2 separate regions of the Homo sapiens genome follow, and region 2 is linked to region 1. Evidence: chromatin loops called from intact Hi-C (ENCODE). Cell type or tissue: GM12878. All regions are shown on one strand. Links, peaks and the distances in the headings refer to the core of each region. The heading gives the core; the rest is flanking DNA. Region 1 overlaps MAPK8 (mitogen-activated protein kinase 8). Region 2 has its middle 4.9 kb from the start of FRMPD2.

Region 1 (4,407 bases), core at 85-4,084:
TGCAGGTTGACTGCCAGTACTTAGATTTAGCATGCCTTGAAAATGGATCATTTAAAATGTTTTCTCACACAATGGCACTCTTTTCACCAGGTTTTCCTTTTTTTTAAATTGTCGTTTTCCATCAAAATTCTAGTTAATCATGCAGTGGAAGTTTATTATGTTTAAATAAATTTTAAAAAGTTTAAGTGCTCACTTCTGTTTAATATATTAAATATTGATATATCAACATAAATAAAAGCTTCTGTTAACAAAGTTCTTTGTTTAAAAAGTATAAAGGAATAGTGATAACCAAAAAGTTTGACAGCTGCCATATTATATAATATCAAAAAATTATTTATTACTTACTACTCATCTCACCAGCAAAATCATTGGATCCTGCACAGGGATAGATACAAATTTTGCAAAATTTTAATTTTCACTTGATAGTTTTAATTTTTTCATTGGCAATAAATACTGTCATTTATTTTTCTTGAAGTGATAGGCACACTTTGTTCATTTTCAAGAAAATGTCTTCCACATACCCTAGCCCAAATAACATAGTTTGTGTGTCATTCTTTCAAGTAAAAATTGTATTATTTAAAAACATGTCTCACAAGTGCTTTTCCTGCAATGGCCCCTGTACTTCAGTATATAGCAACAGTGCTTATGTATACTTCCCATTTCATCATAACAGATAATGTGGATATTCCTCTTTTATATGTGCTACACCAGAATTTAACAAGGTAACTGCAGGGAGAATCTGAAACTATATTAATAAATTTTTCATATTCTATTATATTAAAATCCATTTGTCTATCTTGCGTTTTAAATGAGTGTTTTGCCCATTTATAAGTTTGAAACATCATGTATTAGTCATTTGGAAAATACTGATTTAGTGAGGCCTGCAGATCTTTCAAATGTGTTTCTTTATACCACCATTGTCATAGTGTGGTTTGAGGACTGACAGGGCTAGCAGAAAACTCCATCTGTATCAGGTATTTGACGGTCAAGATTTATGTAATTAAGAATTTTTGGAAATAGTAAGATTGTTAAATTTCTACCCTGACTGATGAGTATTAAAAAAAAGAACCACAGATTATCAGTATGTGGAGTGAAAGATGGACATCACAACATATATGGCAGATATTAAAAGAATAAAGGAATATTATAAACACTCAAAAGCTAAGAAACAATGTAGATGAAATGGAACACTCTTTTAAAAAATATTCATTGCCCAGATTTACACAAGAAAACAGCTACGTATTTATTAAGGAAATTAAATTTGCAGTAAAAAAGTTCCTCACAGGCCCTGTGATATCATGAGGGAATAATTTGATGTGGCTCCTACTTCTAAAAGCAGCAATTCTCAAACTTTTTAAGAGTTTTGGAATGTCTGTGTTGTTAAAAATTATTGAATATCTCAAGGTGCTTTATATAGGCTATAGCTATTGAAATTTACTCTATTAGAAATTAAAACTAAGAACTCTAAAAAATATTTATTCATCAGTTCATTGACAAAGTAATAACCCAGTTAAAGTTAACATAAAATTTTATGAAAAATAACTTTTTCAAAAGAAAAAATAATATAACCTATTGTGATAACCCTGTGGGTTGCTTAGCCCCTGGAAAACTGCTGTACACATGTAAGAGAATGCCAGTGAAAAAGGCAAAAGGTAGGCATTTCTGGAATGGAACTTTTATTTCTCAGCACTTTATAGGTTTTTTAAAGAGAAGGTGTTGCTATTGTTGTATCAGATAACACAGATATTAAACCAACAACAGTAACAAAAGACAAGGGCATTATATAATGACAAAGGATTTAATTCAACAAGATTTGTATCTCCTAGGTATATATGCCATACCCAGTGTTGTAGCACCCACATTTATAAAACAAATACTACTAGACTTAGGAAAACGAGACAACCACACAATAATAGTGGAGGACTGCAACAGCCCACTGACAGCACTGGACAGATCACCGCAGAAAACTAACAAATTCTCGACTTAAATTGAAGTTTTGACCAAATGGACGTAATACACACGTACAGAATACCCTACCCAACAACCACAGAATACACATTTTACTCATCTTTGCATGCTCTAAAAATGACCACATGCTCAGTCATAAAGCAAGTCTCAATAAATTCAAAAAAGCAGAAATCATACCAAGCATCTGTTTGGACCACAGTTGAATAAAATTAGAAATCAATACCAAGAATAACTCTGAAAGCCACGTAAGTACATGGAAATGAAACAGTTTGCTCCTGAATGACGTTTGGCTAAACAAAATTAAGGCAGAAATACAATTTTTTTTGGAACAAATGAAAATAGAAACAATATATGAAAACCTCTAGGATATAGCAAAATAGAGTTAAGAGGAAAATTTTAGTGCTAAATTCCTACATCAAAAGAAAGATCTCAAATTAACAACCTAACATTGCCCCTAAAGGAACTAGCAAAATAAGAACAAACCAACCTGAAAGCTAGCAGAACAAAAGAAATAACAAAGATTTGTGCAGAACTAAACAGAATTGAGACCAAAAAATTACACACAGAATCAACAAAACGGAAAGTTCTGTTTGTCCTTCTAAAGGGTAAACAAAATTGATAGACTGCCAGCTAGATGAACCAAGAAAAGAGAGAAGATTCAAATAAGCACAAAAATGGCAAAGATGTCATTACAGTGGATACCATAGAAATACAAAGATCCTTAGAGACTACTGTGGACATTTTTATGTGCACAAACTAGAAAATTTAGAGGAAATAGATAAACATCTGGAAGCACACAGCCTTCCAAGAGTGAACCAGGAAGAAATCAAAATCCTGAACAGACCAATAACGAGTTATAACGTTGAATACATAATAAAATCTACCAACCACAAAAAGCCCTGAACCAAAAGGATTCATAGCCAGATTTTACTAGATGTTGGTAGAAGAGCTGATACCAATCTTACTGAAACTATTCCAAAAAAATCAAGGTGGAGAGATATCCTCCCTAACTCATTCTTTGAAACCAGTATCATCCCAATATCAAAATCTAGCAAGGACACAACAACAAAAAGAAAAACAGAAATGCAGGCCAGCATCCCTGATGAAGATAGAGGCAAAAATCCTCAACAAAATACTAGCAGACTGAATCTAGCAGCACATAAAAAAGATAATTCACCATGATCAGGTAGGTTTTTTCCTAGATACAAGGATGGTTCAGAATATACAAATCAATAAATGTAATTCACCACATAAACAGAATTAAAAAACAAAAACCATATTCTTATGCAGTAAAATCCAGCATCTCTCCATGATAAAACCTCAACAACCTAGGCATCAGAGGAACATACCTCAAAATAGTAAGAGTCATTTATGACATACCCACAGCCAACATCATCCTGAATGAGCAAAAGTTGAAAGCATTTCCCCTAAGAACCAGAACAAGACAAGGATGTCCACTCTCACCATTCCTTTTCAACATAGTACTAGAAGTTCTAGCCAAAGCAATCAGACAAAAGAAATAAAAGATGTCCAAATAGGCAAAGAGGAAGTCAAATTATATGCTTGTTGATGACATGATCCTGTACCTAAAAAAACCCTGAAAGATTCCCCGAAAGACTCCTGGACCTGAGAAACAACTCCAGTAAAGTTTGAGGATACAAAATAAATGTACAAAAATCACTGGCATTTCTATACACCAATAACATTCAAGCTGAGAGCCAAATTAAGAACTAATTTACAATAGACACACACAAACACACACACCACACACACACAATATCTAGAATTACATTTAACCAAGGAAGGGAAAGATCTCTACAAAGAACTGTAAAACACTGATGAAAGAATTCATAGATGACACAAACAAATGGAAGAAACGTCCCATGCTTGTAGATTGAAAGAATCAACATTGTTAAATGACCATACTGCCCAAAGCAATCTACAACTTCAATATAATTCCTATCAAATTACCAATGTGATTTTTTTTCACAGAATTAGAAAAGACAATTCTAATATTCATGTGGAAATACAATAGAGCCTAAATAGGTAGAGCGATCTAAGCAAAAGGAACAAAGCCAGAGGCATCATATTACCCAACTTCAGACTATACTGCAAGGCTATTGTAACCAAAATAGCACGGAATTGGTACAAAGATAGACACATACATCAATGGAACAAAATAGAGAACCCAGAAATAAAGCCACACACCTGCTATGAACTGATCTTCAACTGAGTCAACAAAAATAAGCAATAGAGAAAGGATACCCTATTCAATAAATGGTGCTGGGAAAACTGGCTAGCCATATGTAGAAGAATGAAAATAGACTCCTACCTCTCACTATATACAAAAATTAACTCAAGATGGATTAAAGACTTATTTAAGACCTCCAGCTATAAAAATTCTAGAAGAAAACCTAGGAAAATATCTTTTGAACATTT
Region 2 (4,407 bases), core at 83-4,082, 58 kb before region 1:
TTTTCTTTATCCAATTTGTCATTGATGGGCATTTACATTGATGCCATGTCTTTGCTATTGTGAATAGTGCTGCCATGAACATAAATGTCCATGTGTCTTTATAATAGAACAATTTATATTCCTTTGGGTATATACCCAGTAATGGGATTGCTGGGTAAAATGGTATTTCTGTCTCTAGGTCTTTGAGAAATTGCCACACTGTCTTCCACAATGGTTGAATGAATTTACATTCCCACCAACAGTGTATAAGTGTTCCCTGTTATTTGCAACCTTGCCAACATCTGTTTCTTTATACATATTTTATTAATAGCCATTCTGACTGGTGTGAGATGGTATCTCATTGTGGATTTGATTTGCATTTCTCTCATTATCAATGGTGTTGAGCTTTTTTCATACACTTGTTGGCCGCATGTATGTCTTCTTTTAAGAAGTTTCTGTTCATGTCCTTTGCCCACTTTTTAATAGGGTCGTTTGTTTTTCTCTCGTAAATTTGTTTAAGTTCCTTATAGATGCTGGATATTAGACTTTTGTCAGATGCATATTTTGCAAATATTTTCTCCCATTCTGTAGGTTGTCTGTTTACTCTGTTGATAATTTCTTTTGCTGTGCAGAAGTTCTTAAGTTTAATTAGATCGCACTGTCAATTTTTCCTTTTGTTGTGATTGCTTTTGGTGTCTTTGTCATGAAATCTTTGCCAGTTCCTATGTCCTGAATGGTATTGATTGCCTAGGTTGTCTGCCAGTGTTTTTATAGTTTCTGGTTTTACATTAAGTCCTTAATCCATCTTGAGTTAATTTTGTATATGGTGTAAGGAAGGGGTCCAGTTTTAATATTCTGCATGTGGCTAGCCAGTTATCTCAGCACCATTTATTGAACAGGGAGTCTTTTCCTCATTGCTTGTTTTTGTCAGCTTTGTTGAAGATTCACATGGTTGTAAGTGTACAGCCTTATTTCTGGGCTTTCCATTCTGTTCCATTGGTCTATGTTCCTGTTTTTGTACCAGCATCATGCTGTTTAGGTTACTGTAGCCCTGTAGTATAGTTTGAAGTTGGGTAACTCAATGTCTCCAGCTCTGTTCTTTTTGCTTCAGATTGCCTTGGCTACTCAGGCTGTTTTTTGGTTCCATATGAATTTTAAGATAGTTTTCTTCTAGTTCTGTGAAGAATATTGTTGGTAGTTTGATGGAAATAGCTTTGAATCTGTAAATAGCTTTGGGCAGTAAGGCCATTTTAATGACTTTGATTCTTCCTATCCATGAGCATGGGATGTTTTTCCATTTGTTAGTGTCTTGTCTGATTTCTCTGAGTAGTGTTTTGTAATTCTCATTGTAGCAATCCTTCACCTCCCTGGTTAGCTGTATTCCTAGGTATTTTATTCTTTTTATGGCAATTGTGAATGGGATTGCCTTTCTGATTTGACTCTCGGCGTGGCTGTTGTTGGCATATAGGAATGCTAGTGATTTTTTTGTACATTGATTTTGTATCCTGAAACTTTGCTGAAGTTGTTTATCAGCTGAAGGAGGTTTTAGGCTGATCGAAATCTTTGAGTTTATATATTTTTTAATTTAATTGCTTCACTTTCAAAAACTGTGTTTACTCCTATTTATAGAGAGTTCTGGAAAGTGAGGTATATAATCAAGTGAAATTCAATAATAAATCCGATTGCCAGTTGTGCCCTTTTGTTTTCCAGAGAAACAGAACCAATTGGATATTTATTTATAAGGAATTGTCTCATGTGATTATGGTGGCTGAGAACCTCACAATCTGCCATCTGCAAGCTGGAGACCCAGGAAAGCAGATGAGATAGTTTCACTCTGAGTCTAAAGGCCTGAGAAACATGGTAAGTCCCAGTCAAAGAGCAGAAGACCAATGGCCCAGTGCAGTCAGCCAGAGAGAGAGAGAGCAAATTCTCACTTCCTCTGCTTTTGTGTTCTGTTCAAGCCTTCAACAGACTGGGTGATGCCCACCTACATTAGGGAGAGGAGTCTCCTTTACTTAGTCCACCAACTCACAGGCTAATCTCACTGGGAAACAACCTTACAGGTACACTGTATTCATCCATTTTCATGCTGCTGATAAAGACATACCTGAGACTGGGCAATTTACAAAAGAAAGGTTTACTTGGACTTACAGTTCCATGTGGCTGGGGAAGCCTCACAATCATGGTGGAAGGCAAAGAGGAGCAAGTCACATCTTACATAAATAGCAGCAAGCAAAGACAGAGAGCTTGTGCAGGGGAATTCCTTTTTTTAAAACCATCAGATCTCATGAGACTTAGTCACTATCATGAGAACAGCATGAGAAAGACTTGCACCCATGATTCAATTACCTCCTACCGGGTCCCTTCGACAATATGTGGGAATTCAAGATGAGATCTGGGTGGGGACACAGCCAAACCATATCATCCCAACCTGGCCCGTCCAAAATCTCACATCCTCACATTTCAAAGCCAATCATGCCTTCCCAACAGTCCCTCAAAGTCTTAACTCATTTCAGCATTAACCCAAAAGCCCACAGCCCAAAGTCTCATCTGAGACAAGGCAAGTCTCTTCCACTTATGAGCCTGTAAAATCAAAAACAAGTTAGTTACTTCCTAGATACAGTGGGGGTACAGGCATTGTGTAAATACTGCCATTCCAAATGGGAGAAATCGGCCAAAACAAAGGTTCTACAGGCCCCATACAAGTCTGAAATCCAGTGGGGCAGTCAAATCTTAAAGCTCCAAAATGATCTCCTTTGACTCCATGTCTCATATCCAGGTCACGCTGATGCAAGAGGTAGGTTCCCATAGTCTTGGGCAGCTCCACCCCAAGACTTTGCAGGTGTGGCTTTGCAGGGTACAGCCTCCCTCCCAGCTGCCTTCACGGGCTGGTGTTGAGTGTCTGCATCTTTTCCATGCACACAGTGCAAGCTATCATTGGATCTACCATCCTGGAGTCTGGAGGATTGTTGCCCTCTTCTCACAGCTCAACTAGGCAGTGCCCCAGTAGGAACTCTGTATGGGGACTCCGATCCCACATTCCCCTTCCACACTGCCTTAGCAGAGGTTCTCCATGAGAGCCCTGCCCCTGCAGCAAACTTCTGCCTGGGCATCCAGGCATTTCCAAGCATCTTCTGAAATCTAGGCAGAGGTTCCCATACCTCAATTCTTGACTTTTGTGCACTCGCAGGCTCAACACCATGTGGAAGCTGCCAAGACTTGAGGCTTGCACCCTCTGAAGCCATGGCCTGAGCTTGACACTGGCTCCTTTCAGCTACAGCTGGAGTGGCTGGGACACAGGGCACCAAGTCCCTAGGCTGCACACAGCACGGGGACCCTGGGCCTGGCCCACAAAAACACCTTTTCCTCCTAGACCTCCAGCCCTGTGATGAGAGGGACTGTCACAAAGGTCTCTGACATGCCCTGGAGATATTTTCCTCATTGTCTTGGTGATTAACATTCAGCTCCTCGTTACTTGAAAAAAATTTTTTATTTTTATTTTTTACACTTTAAGTTCTAGGATACATGTGCAGAACATGCAGGTTTTTTACATAGGTATACATGTGTCATGGTGGTTTGCTGCACTCATCAACCCATCATCTAGGTTTTAAGCCCTGCATGCATTAGGTATTTCTCCTAATGCTATTACTCCCCTTGCCCCCCACCCTCCAACATGCCCAGGTGTGTGATATTCCCCTCCCTGTGTCTATGTGTTCTCATTGTTCAACTCCCACTTATGAGTGAGAACATGCAGTATTTGGTTTTCTGTTCCTGTGTTAGTTTGCTGAGAATGATGGTTTCCAGCTTCATCCTTGTTACTTTTGCAAATTTCTGTAGCCGGCTTCAATTTCTCCTCAGAAAATGGGTTTTTCTTTTCTATCACATTGTCAGACTGCAAATTATTTGAATGTTTATGCTCTGCTTCCCTTATAAAACTGAATGCCTTTAACAGCACCCAAGTCACCTCTTGAATGCTTTGCTGCTTAGAAATTTCTTCCACCAGATACCCTAAATCATTGCTCTCAAGTTCAAAGTTCCAAAAATCTCCTCCAATTTGGGGCATATGGGGTACCAATTTGGGGGGTACCAGAGCAGGGGCAGAATGCCGCCATTCTCTTTGCTAAAACATAACAAGAGTCACCTTTGCTCCAGTTCTCAAAAAGTTTCTCATCTCCATCTGAGACCACCTCAGTCTGGATCTTATTGTCCATATCAATATCAGGCTTCTGGTCAAAGCCATTCAACAAGTCTCTAAGAAGTTCCAAACTTTCCCACATTTTGCTGTCTTCTTCTGAGCCCTCCAAACTATTCGAACCTCTGCCTGTTACCCAGTTCCAAAGTTGATGCCACATTTTTGGGTATCTTTTCAGCAGCACCCTACTCTACTGGTACCAAATTACTCTATTAGTCCATTTTCATGCTGCTGAT

Evidence for each region. Hi-C counts contacts between places; a loop is a spot of excess contacts. Peaks named below come from ENCODE experiments on the same cell type or tissue, not always from the same donor. Only the 100,000 strongest peaks of a DNase experiment are listed, where the experiment ranks them.
Region 2: it touches region 1 in a loop (5-fold over the local background); 3 of 110 quality-filtered maps call a loop at or near these places.

The regions. Positions count from the first base shown.
Region 1 is chr10:48,335,111-48,339,517 of GRCh38, forward strand. The region is part of intron 1 of MAPK8 (mitogen-activated protein kinase 8); the gene reads left to right. Among named protein-coding and RNA genes, the nearest start is that of MAPK8, 31 kb to the left of the region's middle. In GM12878, for the core only: no CTCF peak of the experiment used is centred there; a DNase peak (open chromatin) is centred at 2,051; H3K4me3 peaks cover 795 bases; H3K27ac peaks cover 813 bases.
Region 2 is chr10:48,277,357-48,281,763 of GRCh38, forward strand. No RefSeq gene overlaps it. Among named protein-coding and RNA genes, the nearest start is that of FRMPD2, 4.9 kb to the left of the region's middle. RefSeq lists an enhancer at 2,148-2,317. In GM12878, for the core only: no CTCF peak of the experiment used is centred there; a DNase peak (open chromatin) is centred at 1,895; H3K27ac peaks cover 3,132 bases.